Regions from separate parts of the Homo sapiens genome. Here region 1 is linked to region 2. The links are chromatin contacts, found by Hi-C or POLR2A ChIA-PET in ENCODE. All regions are on one chromosome and are shown on one strand. Each heading gives the region's core, a stretch centred on a gene start or an enhancer-like site at or near the end of the contact. The rest is flanking DNA. Distances are from core to core; before and after follow the strand shown. Region 1 overlaps LHFPL6 (LHFPL tetraspan subfamily member 6). Region 2 overlaps LHFPL6 (LHFPL tetraspan subfamily member 6).

Region 1 (7,285 bases), core at 4,440-6,939, 100 kb before region 2:
GGCAGTGGATAAATAGGAACATTTATGTAATTTTTACTTTTATTTATTATTAAAGTATATTTATACAATACAATTCACCTATTTTAAGGGTGTGGCCTGAGGAATTTTGGCTATTCAATTGTTTAGCCACTACCACTATCAAGATATACAACAGTTTCCTCATCTTAAAAAGTCACCAAGTCACCTTCTCCCTTTACCACATACCTGATTTTTGTCATTGTGGTTTTGCCTTTGCGCAAACAGGAATAGATTGCAGAGTCATATGGTAAATGTACCTTTAATATTGTAAGAAATTGCTATACTGCTTTCCCAAGTACCTGTATGATTTTGCATTTTTACCAGCAATGTATGAGAGATCTACTTGCTCCACATCCTTTCCAGCACTTGGTATTGTGAACCTTTCCAACTGTAGCCAATCTAGTAGGTGTGTAGTGATATCTCATTGTGATTTCAATTCACATTTCCCTAATAACTAGTGATGTTGAACTTCTTTTCATGTACTTATTGCCCATTTGTATACCTTCTTTTGTGCAGTGTCTGTTCAAATCTTTTGCTCATTTTTAGATTGTCTTCTTGAATTATAAGAGTTCTTCGTATATTGTAGATACAAGCTATTTGTTGGACATATGTATTGCAAAGATTTTCTCCTAGTATGTTGCTTGTATTTTTGTTAACTGTGTTTTTTCAAATATAAGATTTTTCATTTTGATAAATCCATTTTATCATTCTTTTATAATTTGTGCTTAAGAAATCTTTGTCTAATTTGGCCAAGTGCTGTGGCTCACGTCTATAATCCCAGCAGTTTTGGAGGCCGAGGCTGGCGGATCACTTGAGGTCCAGAGTTCAAGACCAGCCTGGCCAGCATAGTGAAACCCCACCTCTACTAAAAATACAAAAAAAATTAGCCGGGCGTGGTGGCTCATGCCTGTAGTCCCAGCTTCTTGGGAGGCTGAGGCAGGAGAATGGCTTGAACCCGGGAGATGGAGTTTGCAGTGAGCCGAGATCACGCCATTGCACTCCAGCCTGGGCTACAGAGCAAGACTCTGTCTCAAAAAAAAAAAAAAGAAATCTTTGTCTAATTCAATATCACAAATGTTTTTTCCTGTGTTTTCTTCTAACATTTTAGCTCTTATGTTGAGATTCATAATTCATTTAAACTTAATTTTTGAATGCAGTCTGAGGTTCTTTTGTATTTTTCCATGCAGATATCTAGCTGATCCATCACCATTTGTGGAAAAGTCTATCTCTTCTCTCATTAAATTTCCTTGGCATCTTTGTCAAAAATCTATTAGTATGGTGGATTACATTAATTGCCTTGCATTACTGGGATAAACCCCACTTTGTCATAATATATTGTCCTAATTATATATTGTTGTATTCAATATATTAATATTTTGTGAAGAATTGTTTTTGGTTTAATTTCCTTCAAGCCAGGAAATACATTGATCTCTTGACTTTTCGCAGTTTATCAAAAGTGAAAATCTGTATTTCTGCTATCTAATATCAGCCTTTTACAGATTTGGGAGTAAAGTGCTATCTAATATCATCCTTTTACAGATTTGGGAGTAAAGTCAAATCCTTGAATAGTTATTTTCTAAACAATCCTCTGAAATTTGGAAGAGCATATACATTTATCTCCAAAAGAGTCAATTTTCTGCCAGTCTGCAGATTATCCCCAGGAAGATGTGGCCCAGATTGGTTAATAGGCACTTTTAAGAAACTGACACTTGTCTAGATGTGAGTCCAAATAAGTTAGCAATGGCTTTTGCCCTCAGGAAGATTGTGTCCTTCTCTTGCTTGCTACTGGATTGTTTCTATTTCCTTGTTAACCACTCTGAGCAACACATTCCAGCTCTTATCACTTACTTCCAGCCTCTGGCAGTCAAGTCAATACATTTGTGTCCTGTTTTGATGACAATGATATGGATTTCAAGTAAATGTATGTGTTTCCGTATTCATAACATGGTTCATCTGAAATTTAATCAAATTTCTGATTTTTTTATTTGTTTCTTATGTGTTTTGTTCATGTAAACAACATAGGCTGTGTGACTTTAATGTGGTTAGAAAAAACAAGTTCCTTTCTCTGCTGTCTCACATGGTAATCTTATTTGCCTCTGATGACTGGAGCAGATGAAGTAATCGCTTCGCAGCATCTGATAAATACATTACGTTAACTGTGAGAAGCAACAAGAGACTCAAAAGCCTTGTTCCCAAGTGAAATAAAATCAGGTTATTGTCCTCATAAGGCATTTCTCTTCCTTAGGCTTCTGAGCAGGAGTCATTGGTGCTGCACTAAGCATTTCTGCTCTCTCTAGAACTAATGAAACTCTTGGCAATTTAGAATAAAGGTCATTATTTTTGACAAAATGGAAGATGGGATTTGGTATTCAAATGATTTAGGTATTTTTATGCTAAAAATATTGATGGTATGTGGAAATAAAACCACACCTTTTCTCCTTTGATGGGAGCAGTGTGTACCTTTATATTCCGTTATTTCAGAGCATGCTGTGAAATTTCAACTTTTTCACTCCCTGTGTTCTTCCATGACTAACCCAGTTTTCAGGTCAGGATGAGGGGTTGCCGCCGGCCCGGCTGTAGCTGCTTTAGGGGGAGTATTCTGCATGCTCTGGGCGCCCAGAACATTTTGTTAAATGATTTAAACATGAAACAGCTGAAACCACTTGACTTGGTTTTTTTCGAGGGAGTTGGGGGCTTCTAAACAACAAAACTTTATTTCTCACAATTCTGGAGATTGGGAAGCCCATGACCCATGTACAAGCAGATTTAGTGTCTGGTGAGGGCCCATTTTCTGATTGAAAGACAGCTTCTTCTCCCTGTACCCTCACAGGGTGGAATGGCACTTGACTTTTATTGACAGAATCTCCAAAGTGGAAATAATAAAAGTAAAAAAGTGAAGGACACTCTATAATCTACAATAATATAGTAACATTTATTTTTCCAGATGCATTTAAAATGTCAGCAATTATATGCATTGTGACCTATTGGATGAAAATATTGTATCTCCACTCCTTAAATGTATCAGTAGGAAGACAAAAATGATGAATATGTATAATAATTCATTCTATCCACAAAAGGCAGCTCTTTAAAGCACTAATGATAATTCAGTGGTGCTAAAATGGAATTACCAAAAGACCTAAGTACCAAAACCAAACCCAGCTCTTACCCAGGCATCCTTTGATTACAACTCTTTTTTTTTTTTTTTTTTTTTTTTTTTTGAGACGGAGTCTCGCTCTGTCGCCCAGGCTGGAGTGCAGTGGCGGGATCTCGGCTCACTGTAAGCTCCGCCTCCCGGGTTCACGCCATTCTCCTGCCTCAGCCTCCCAAGTAGCTGGGACTACAGGCGCCCGCCACTACGCCCGGCTAATTTTTTGTATTTTTAGTAGAGACGGGGTTTCACCGTTTTAGCCGGGATGGTCTCGATCTCCTGACCTCATGATCCGCCCGCCTCGGCCTCCCAAAGTGCTGGGATTACAGGCGTGAGCCACCGCGCCCGGCCCCAATTACAACTCTTAAGGAAACGTTAGAGAGAAGAAATTGGAGTGTCACCAACTCAGAAGATTAAATGGTGTTGGATTGTATTTTAAAGTATTAACTACAGGTTTTGATCATCTTAGTTTCATTTTTCTGGATTATTAACCTGTCCTATAGAAATAGAATACTTTATAATGAGACAAATTAGAAGATTATACCGATAGTTTGAGATCTAATATTCCTTAAATTCTCCATTTTTCTTGAGAATCAGAAATCAGCTCTTGATTATCCCCAAGTATGAAGGGAAACTGGGTTGGAACATCCAAAACAATCAATAATTCTGAAATCAATTGCATTTGCCTAGGGGATGCAATAAAAGAACTCAATCGAAGTGTATCTTAGGAAGTCCACGTATACACTCAAAACCCCTGAGCCTGACCTTGACTTTGGCCTTATCCCATTGCTCTCAGGTGGCCGATGGGCTAGAACTGCATTGAAGAGAAAGTTAGATTCTTCTTTTCCTTAACCATATCACACACGACTTGCTTGTTGAATTCTTTCTCCAGTCATGATACACATTGCAGTAATTTGTCTGTCTTGTTCAACTCACACCCATGCTGTTGAGTTAAAGAACAAATGAATGGACTACCTGCCCAGGGAAGGCAAGGGACTCACTTTATATCAGGTAGTTAGTCATGAGGTGGAAGTAGAAACACTCCCTTACCAATAGCGTGGCCTGATTTTCACTTAGCTGCTGCTTCTATCAGTCTGGATTCCTTAGCTGGGGTACTAATACTTGCCTTGCCAATGTTGAATATTTTAATGAAATTTAAATGAGATAATCAATATAAGTTTTTACAAATCTCAACATTATAAAAACATGACACAAAGTATTTTATTTGCTTTTTGAGATAAAGGGTTCTCTATTTTTAGGCAAAAGGTACTGCATGAGTTAAATGCCCATCATGATATACTTCAAGGCTACTCACAGTAGAAATACTACATAAGCCTAACATTGATATAGCTTCATTCATCCTCTTAATTTGCCTGATGCTACCTTTCATTTTATTTTTTGCTCTAATGTAAATTCAATGAAATGTTGCTTATTTTATTTGAATAAACTAGGCTTATTTTCAGCCGTAACTGCCATGCCATCACTTAAATGTAGTTTTTCAAGTAAAGCCAGTGAAAATGTATTCTATTAGGGGCAAGAATGACCTCAACTCTCAGGGTAAGGCCAAAAAAAGAACGGCCTTCTGTGTTCTTCTGTCTGGTATATGCAGGTGAGTGAAGTCAGCAGGCTTCTCTCTATCTCAAGTGTTCATAAAAAGCTTTTGAAAGGTCAGGATTCCAGGGAGGCCTCTTTGTTCCTGGCATCTCAGTTTATTCCAGGCTGCCTCTGGCAAAAGTAACAATCTCTATCACTATCTCTGGGGGAAGGAAACTGAGACAGATGGACAAAACCAGAGGATGGTACAGAACTATAGAGAACAGAGCCAGCTAAGCAAGAGGAGAGCATTATAAAGGGAAAAAGACTAGGATGCCCTATTTTTAAATGGAGTGGCTGTCCCAATAATACTATCAATGGATATGTCTGTTTTTCACATCTAAATTTATGCATTGGCCATTATTCTTGCGGCTCTTCCTTTAGCTTGAATTACAGTCTTCAGCATCTTAATTGTGGTGTTTGAATGAGGCAGCAGAAGAGGAATGTGTGTGAGACACCCGGTGTCTGGGTATCATCATAATGAGTCTAGCAGAGCCCTGCACAAAGTCCTCCTGTCACCCCACACTCCATGTGAGACAGCACTGGGATCTGTGAAGAAAGGGAGGAGCATCTCCCTACTGCTCCACTTTACATTTTTAAGGCATTATCGTAACATAGGCAATTGTGGTTTTCCATTTGCTTTCACCAAAATGTATGACCCCCTCCTCCCTTTCTCTTCTCTAAGTTGAAGTCTGTATTTCTGAATTTGGTGATTTGTATCAAAACCTGGGCTAACTGGCTTAGTATGTAAGAGTTTCTCTTTGAAGGGCAAACATTTCAAATATGGAGTCCTCCTAGTACTCCATAATCTGGACCGGCTGAAGATTGTTTTTCAGTGCAATGTGCTGTGTTGATTTTCTTTTTCTGTGAAGCCTTGTCTGGATTAAACCTGTGTCCTGTGGATTGCTTCACTTCCCTCCGCAGCCCAGTGGGGAGTGGGACCAGCTGGTGTAATTCTGTTGACCTCATTTAAACTCTCTGTTATATCCTTTTTTTTTTTAACCTTGATGTAGCTGTACATAACAAATTGTCCATAGAAAGTTTTTGTTCCTTTAAAGTGTAAGGTTCCTCTTGGGCCTTGATGAAGATCATATTCATTCAGTTCATGGCCCTGGTCCAAAAATAGTTTTTAAGCTTGTCTTATGCACGTGCATGCGCACACACACACACACACACACATATTTCCTGTAGTTTTACACTTCTGCTTTCTATAGTTTTATTACTATGCTTAGATAGGATTTTTCTCACAATATTTAACAGGAATTACTTGAATATATACTAGAATCTTTAGATCTTTAGGAATATTAGTAAAGGGTGTAACTTGATAATGCTTTAAAAAAGACCAGGAAAGGAGAATCTATTTGGCTCAACCTACTTTATGAGACTTATTAAAAAGAAAATATTAACAGTAGAGACATATGCTGATAGGACATGTAAGGAATTAAACTATCATTATAAGACCCTGCTTTGTTATAAACAGCTTTTATGTACTTTCTAAACATACTACTTTAATCTTCTGAAGAGCATACATTTGAGTTCAAAACAAGCTCATTTAATAGCCAACAATAGTGCGAGTTTGATTTAGTGGCTTTTTGTGAAACAGTTTTCTTTCTTTGGCTAGGTTATGTAATAGGTTGGCTACAGGCCAACTGTTTCTCAGCAAGGTTAACAATGATTATAAACCCTGATCTTCTGAAATCACAAAGCATATTCCCAGCTTGGAAATAAATTTACTTATAATAAAATCATACTGCCAATTGATGTTTTTCCTTTACCCATTGTTAATCACCCAATATCTTAGTTGCTGCAGAATAAAACAAAAGTTCAGGTTTTCTTGTTTTTAACAGAAATATGAACAAACTTAATAGTATCTTCCATTGACTCTGTAAACTATTTTTAATCACACATCTCCCCCTTAATAAATAAATAAACAAACAAAATGGATCTCATGACTGGGAGAAAAACCTGACAAGTTTCCATTTTAGCTTCAGTGCACATTTCCTGGGCAATCATAAGCCAGCAACTGGTGTTTACAATCCAGCTATCTTCCGGAGAGTAGAAATAAAATATTACCTAGTATTATTGTGAGTTAGAATAAAACTCTTCGTGGTAAATTTGTGGTAATTGAGGGTCCTAATATGTGAACTCTTAAATATCAGGTTTTGTTTTATTATTTTTACTTCTATTGTGACATTAATCACATTTTTCTTTGCAGTTCAGGGTCCCTACTGCTCAGTTACTGTATGTTTATAGTCTAATTTAATTTTATAATTCAGCTAAGTAAAATACTGTATGGGAATATTATACATATCACAAAATGGCCCATAATAACATTAGCTGGAGCCATATGAAATGACTGATATTTGACTGTTTTTGACCTACAGAAACGGAATTCACTTGGTTCAGACCTACCAAAACCCCACTATTTAGTGGTTCAAATCAAGAAGCCACCCACTTAGTACACCTGGGTGTACTAGCAGCACCTACTGAGTGTAGGCAAAATCAGCTTGAAGTTCTTAGAATCTA
Region 2 (7,414 bases), core at 3,064-5,563:
ATTTTTTTCTTTCATGTCAACCTTGGAGAGTCTGATCACTATGCATCTAGTATGGTACCTTGCTGGGGTTTTTAGAATTTTTTGAATTTGAATGTTGACTTCCCTAGTGAGATTGTGGAAATTTTCATAGACTATATCCTCAACTGTGTTTTCCAGATTGCTTACTCTCTCTCCTTCTTTCTCAGAAATGCCAGTGAGTCGTAGGTGTGGCCTCTTTCCATAGTCCCATATTTCTCAAAGGTTTTGTTCATTCTTTTTCATCCTTTTTCTTTATTTTTTCCTGAATGAGTTGATTCATCAGACTGGTCTTTGAGCTCTGAGATTCTTTCCTCAGCTTGGTCTATTCTGTTATTAATGCTTCCAACTGTATTACGAAATTCGTGCAGTGAATTTTTCAATTTCACAAGTTCAGTTTGGTTCTTTCTTAAAATGGCCGTGTCTTTTTAATCTCTTGGATTATTTTACTGGTTTCCTTGGATTATTTTACTGGTTTCCTCGGGTTGGATTTTAACTTTCTGCTGAATCTTGTTGAACTTCTTTCCCATCCATATTCTGAATTCTGTGTCTGTTATTTGAGCCATTTTAATCTGGTTAGCAACCATTTCCGGAGAGCTAGTACGGTCATTTGGAAGTAAGGAGACCCTCTGACTTTCTGAATTGCCAGAGTTCTTGCCTGATTATTTTTCATCTGAGAGGGCTGGTGTTCTTTTATCTTTTTGAAATTGTTGTTGCTTGGGTGGGGCTTTTTATTTTTTTATATTCTTTATTTGTCTGAGGGTTTGACTGTGGTGTATGTCATGTACAGTCAATTGGCTTCTTCTGGGTGCTTTCAGAGGCCCAAGACTCTGTGCAGGATCTTTATTTGTGGCTAGATTCCTGCACTTCACCAGTGATGTGTGGTGAAAGAATTTTTGTTTGATGGTGTAATTCAGGCTGCAATCCAGTGGACGGTGCATACATGTAAGGGCTGGCAGATAGGCTCTTACTCAGTGGCACACTTCTTTCATATTTCAGTGCATTCACAGCAGCAGTGGAGAGCTGCAGTTCTTGAGAGGAAATACTGGTCCCACCCACTGCAGTGCTGCTCTGGTGACTTTGGAAGCATCAAGATGGCCTCCTGGGATATTTTGAAAATAGACTCAATGCATGGGATTTGTGAGATTCTACCATTACACACACCTTCTCACTACCTATTCTTTTGGGGAATACTGTGCAGGGAGCGGTATTCCCATTATATGCATGTGTGCAGCACCTCACCCCCAGGGCACATCCATTAGGAAGCCCATAGAATGCAAAATAAATAGACGCCTTGGAGTTGTGTATAGGACAGCCCTGACAATCAATATGAGTTTATACTTTTTGTAATAAGCAGACATAAAGAAACAGGAGTTTTTTTGTTTGTTTGTTTTTTGTTCTGTTGCCCAGGCTGGAGTTCAGTGGCACAATCTCGGCTCACTGCAACCTCCGCCTCCCGGGTTCAAGAGATTCTCCTGCCTCAGCCTCCCTAGTAGCTGGGACTACAGGCGCATGACACCACACCTGGCTAATTTTTTGGTTTTTTTTAGTAGAGACTGGGTTTCACCATGTTAGCCAGGATGGTCTCGATCTCCTGACCTCGTGATCTGCCCGCCTCAGCCTCCCAAAGTGCTGGGATTACAGGCATGAGCCACCGCGCCCGGCCGCAAAGTAGCTTTTAAAAAGCACCACACCCCACAAACATTCTTCTCTCAGCCGTTTTACTTCTACATTTTCTGCCCACCAACCAAGTTTGGGTGGTCTTCTCTTTATAGGCATATGACAAATCATTTTTACTACTTGTCTCATTAAAAGTTTTATTTAGGATCAGGCGTGGTGGCTTACGCCTGTAATCTCAGCACTTTGGAAGGCCGAGGCGGCTGGATTATCTGAGGTCAGGAGTTTGAGACCAGCCAGGCCAACATGGTGAAACCCCATCATCTCTACTAAAAATACAAAAATTAGCTGGGCATGGTGGCACACACCTGTAATCCCAGCTACTTGGGAGGCTGAGGCAGGAGAATACCTTGAACCTGGGAGGAAGCAGAGGTTGCAGTGAGCGCCATTGCACTCCAGCCTGGGAGACAGACTGAGACTCTGTCTCAAAAAAAAAAAAAAAATTATATATATATATATATGTGTGTGTGTGTATGTATGTATATATATATACACACATATATATACATTTATATATATATACATTTATATATATATACACATATATATACATTTATATATATATATACACATATATATACATTTATATATATATACACATATATATATATAAATGTTTTCCCTCTTTCTACTGATCCTTCAACCTTCCTGCCTTCATTATTAATACAGCAACAAGGATACAATCTAATATGTATCCTTTTTTACCCAAACTTTACATTTAAATATTAACATGTTAAAATTTTCAAAATATCACAGACAAAAGATATTCTGCCTGGATAAATGAAGTCAGTCAGCTTATCATATCCTGACTCAGACACTATGGCTACAAGGCATTATGGGTGCTCAGCAGTGACTTTGTGGGGAAAGAGAAATGGGGATCCCATGGAGCTCAAGTTCAAGAAAAGAAACTGTAAACATGGAGGTTTTGTGATAAATGGCATGCAGTCAGAGGGCAGGAACTGCCCGAGTTACAGTGTCCTGTGCTGCGCTTTCCAGAGCAATACAGTACACAGTGGAGGGCGCTACCATGGAGTCTCTGGGTGAAAGTTAGGATGGTATGGTGGCACCAGCCAAACTTCTGAGGGTTCATAGGCAGACAGCAGCTCTGGAGTGGAACTAAAGTGTATCCAGGAGCTGAAGCTCTTAATCAGCTAGGGCTCACACAGAGTCAAGGTAGGGTCAAAAACATTCAGTCTGGGACCATATCTAGAGGCAGTTTCTCCTGCAGGTAGCATTAGTTATCTGTTCCTCAAGCAAGCTTATTTTAGACATCACATTTCCACATCCTTAAAGAAGATGCATTGCCAAAGGTGCCAAGTGTGGTTTCATTGCCTCAGGAATTGGGGCTGTCAAGTCTTTGCAAGGTGCAGACCTTTAGCAATTGAAACCATGCTGTTGAACATGGGCATTGTCAAAGTAAAACTTTGGCTGAATTAAATTTAAAGGAGTTTAATTGAGCAATGAACAATTCGCAAATCAGGCAGCCCCCCTGTATCACAACAGATTCAGAGAGACTACTGGGGTGCCTCATGGTCAGTACAAATTTATAGACAAAAAAGGAACGTAACATACAAAAATCAGAAGTGAGGTACAGAAACAACTGGATTGGGTACAGTTTGGTGTTTGCTTTATTTGAATATAGTTTGAACACTCAGCAGTATATGAGTGGTTGAACTATGGCTGCTGGGACTGGCGAAGACTCAGCAATTATTACGGGTGCGTACTCCTAAGTTAGGTTTTCAATCTTGTCTGCCTATTAAGCTAGGTTATAGTTCATCCACAAGGACTCAAATATAGAAGTACAGAGTTATTCCCAGGACATATTTAGTTCACTTTAACAGCATGTAGTCTTCTAAGAAGACTGGCAAATTGAAGGGGTAAGGTAAAATATGTTTTATTTTTTTCTCGGGCATATAAGTGCCAAGACAAGTACTATTTAACAAATGAGAAAAATGCATTTGATTAAGATCTTTTTTTATACATTATCTGAGCACAGGAAAAAACTCTGGAATCAGTTTGACCCAAGTTCCGAGTTCAAGCTTTGCTATTTATTTGAGATAATGGGTAAGTTACTTATCCTTCAGTTTCTGCATCTTCAAAGTGAGAATAATGTTGGAAAGTATAAACAGATCAAGGATCCTAGACAAAAATGATTAAAGGAGAGACCCCTTCATAACTTGTAGCCCTTCACTTGCTGTCTATATATGACAGCTGTTATATGACGATTAATTTTGTATTTCTATTCTTAGCACAAGTATAACGTCTGATATCCATTCATGCCACAAATGTGTATCGGTTGTTGTGATCAGGTCATCATACTGAGTGCCCGAATAGAACATTGAAATAAGCAGACAGTCACACTTGGTAGGCTCCAAATTGTTAATTGAACAAATTAATGAAAAGGCAGAGGTTAAACTCCAGTGTCCTTAAAAGATGAAACGATCACTGGAATTCCATTGTTATATGTAATAAGACTGGATTCTTTGTACCTCTCTTTCTGTCTCTATCACTTCCAAAAGCTATACTAAAAACTAATTTGAGCCACCGTAAGAAATCAGCAACATCCCTCCCCACCCCTATCTCTACTCTGGGGCTGCCCTGGAATTCCGCCACAGTCTTTTTCTGTCGACTTGGCAGGTGGCTATGGTATGCTGCTTTCTGTCCCATTAACCTCTATTTTATCTGTCAAGAATAGTATTCCCCATTGTTGAAAGCAGTAATTTGCCAACCAAGCAAGCTTGGAGTCCTGTTTGATGGAGCATTACGGAGAGCAAAAGGGAAAGTTTAAACAGATTTCCTTCTCTAATTTCCTGAAAGGATCACAGACAAAACTTGCCCTCTGGAAAAATGCTTTCTGTTTGCATTATAATAACAAGCATTTATTGCCATGACAGGCATAGAGGGAGGCCATGGAAGAATGGCCCTGTATTTCCTGGTTTTATTTAGTTTCATTACTACTCATGAAGAGTATGCAGAAACACTTTTTTTCTATGACTGTAAAACATGGTGCTAATTTCTTGTTATTGAGCACATAGGTTTTAACAATAGGATCATGCTCAGAGAGAAAAATCTATTTTTCCTTTTCCTTTGGAGAAGTTCAAAGTGACAAGCCTGTGCCTGGTAAACCTTTAATCTCTCACAGAATTCTGGATGTTTTGCTTTCACATTTATAGTTTTATGAAAAAATCCTATTGTATCTGGTTTATTTCATTGAACTGAATTTCTACAAAACATGTGTAATATACAAGGAATGTTTCAGAATAATACAGCTGATGTGAGTGATATGAACTGGAAAGTAAGCTTCATGAGACCAAAGACTCTGTCTGTATTGTTCCCGGCTGCGTTTCCAGCTTCTATAACATAGCAAAACAGGTAGCAGGAGCTTAAGATTTATTTGTGACTGTTAAATACCTCATATTCCTACCCAACAATACAAATGACAGTTTCAAAGAGGGAATTTTCAGGCTTCAAGCTCCGAACTCTAGAGGTGGTCATACCCAAACCCATCCCTTGCTTTACACCCAAAATGGGATCCATCTCTTACTTGAGCAATACTTTAGCAAGACCCAAATCTGTCTGCATTTCTCCATTATATTTCCCATCCCCTCACTCCAAGCATACTGTTCCCTGGCCCCCCACATTCACGCTTGGCTCACTCCTGAACATCTGCAGGTCTTGGCTTAGATCTCACTTCTAATTTAAGGCTCTCTTTCACTGACCTGACCGCACTACGTAGATCACTTGCAATATGCTGCCTTCGCATCCTGGATTTTTTTCTTCAAAGCACATATCACAATTATCAGTATAGAAATGTCTCATTATTGCTTAATGCTTATTTCCTTGACTAGACAATAAGCTTCTTGATAGCAGGAATTATATTATTCCCAACAAAGCTCCCAGTACCCAGTGATTCATTCATAGTTGGAGCTGGCACTCACTGAATGTTTGTTGAATCAATGAATAAATTGAGAGAGGGAGCGAGGAAAGGAAAAAGGAAGGGAAGAAGAAAATCAAGAATCAGGGTTGGATGACAGTATTTTTTCAGATTTGCTTAAATTCTATTGACACACCTTACTCTAACTAGACTGATCTTGACCATTTTTCTCAAAAGACATGTATGCATATGTACTTTTGTATATTTTTTGAGGCTACTTTGATTGGCTGGCTATATCTCAATATAATTTGTAATACTAGAACAAATTCATATTAAATCACTTTTTGAATTAATAATTATTTTAAAAATTACTTAGTAAATGAAAAAGCCTTCATGTCTTAAATGAAGGACTCTTTTTCTTTTAAATCACATTGAACATTAACAGCTCATTTTGGACCTTAACCAGTTGTTGAATTTTAATCCCAAATTTTGTAAATCATACACACAAACTTGCATATATGTCTGATTGGTGGCCATATTTTCTTATATCCTCAAACATTTTCTGCTATTATGTTACACTCTTTAAAGATCTTTGCTTAATTTTCTGCCAGTTTTCATCTGATAGACATTTAGCCTGATACGTTAACTACCTGTTTTATGACATAAACAGGAATGGATCCAGATAACAATGACTAGAAATTACAATTACACCTGAGCAAGACAAGGATTTGCCCTAGGAAGAGGGTAGTGTGGGGAGAGTGGGAGAGAGCTGGTGCCGAAAGCTCTGCTCTGCCTCTCTCAGGGGATAGCAGGGCTTGGGTAGGCGGGTGGGGTGGCTTAGCTTCTGACAATGGTAGAAACTTACAGATCCCTTGACAAAGAAAAGCAAGAAAGTCTTTGTTCATTCACTCCTTAGATCTGGTTCCCCAGAGTGCATCCTGAGATGAGGATTTGAGTTCAAGTGATTGAGGAAATGTGCCAAGGAAAAAACAGTGGGGAAGTGGAAAAGCAAGGTAGGGAAGGAGTAAACACCCAGCAGGGTGCAGTTTGTCATGAGGGTTCAGCCTCAGCCTGAACTCACAGGGCTGGGAACATTCATTATCATTACACTGCAGACTTTGTTCCACCCGGAGGGAAGAAAGCCCGGTGTGCACACTCCAGTACAAGTACATCGCTGGCTGTGGGTCACACCAGGGGGCACTTCAGCTGTCAGAGAGCTGGGACAGAGTAATGCCAGTCACTCATGGGTCCTCTGAAGAGCGTTGCAAATATAAGCTATTGGGAGCAAAGCACGAACAGAAGCTGGAGATTGAGAGTCCAGAACCAGCAAAGGGACAGAGAGGAACTGGCTGGAGAATCTACAGCATCGGCTGTAGCTCCCCTGCCACTTACGAGACCCTGAAGCTTAAACTTCTGCTATTTTATTGACTTCTCTGCCAAAAACAAAAGCAAAACCAATACTATCCTCTCTCTCATTGTCCTCTGATAGCCAACCCTTTACTAGCTTCTTTTTCCATCTTTGTTTAATAAATGTGTCTACTGTCACATACACTGTTTTCAAATAATTAGCCTCAGCAATTTTTTCTTAAGTGCCAAATAATTAATAAAGAATTATATACTCTACTTTTCATGTTAGGTCATAGAACTATGTATAGGTCAATACATTATTAATAATGAACAATTGATTGTATTCTGTGTTATGAGCCCAGTGCTAAACAGATGGACCACAAATTTTGCCAACTCTTTGAAATGTTCTACACGATTGGCCATCTCTTCTCTACCTATTAATTAATTCCCCCTCATAGGTGTATTTAATCTAGCTAAAGAATAATTCAAAATGGAGATTAT

What was found. A loop is a pair of places that touch in the nucleus more often than their neighbours do. ChIA-PET counts read pairs that join two places held with the same protein, here RNA polymerase II (POLR2A). Pooled maps may share reads with other maps.
Region 1: a loop to region 2 is called in a pooled map, with 2.6 times the contacts of the local background. The contact joins two enhancer-like sites. A Hi-C loop is called at or near these places in 3 of 50 pooled maps. POLR2A ChIA-PET finds 5 or more read pairs at or near these places in 3 of 52 experiments (A549, Panc1 and T-cell).

The regions. Positions count from the first base shown.
Region 1 is chr13:39,450,580-39,457,864 of GRCh38, reverse strand. The region is part of intron 2 of LHFPL6 (LHFPL tetraspan subfamily member 6); the gene reads left to right. Among named protein-coding and RNA genes, the nearest start is that of LHFPL6, 150 kb to the left of the region's middle. Within about 2 kb of position 5,689, at least 12 of the 41 ENCODE cell types and tissues checked have a DNase peak (open chromatin) inside an H3K27ac peak, as active enhancers do.
Region 2 is chr13:39,347,712-39,355,125 of GRCh38, reverse strand. All of the region lies in intron 3 of LHFPL6 (LHFPL tetraspan subfamily member 6), which reads left to right. Among named protein-coding and RNA genes, the nearest start is that of LHFPL6, 250 kb to the left of the region's middle. Within about 2 kb of position 4,313, at least 3 of the 41 ENCODE cell types and tissues checked have a DNase peak (open chromatin) inside an H3K27ac peak, as active enhancers do.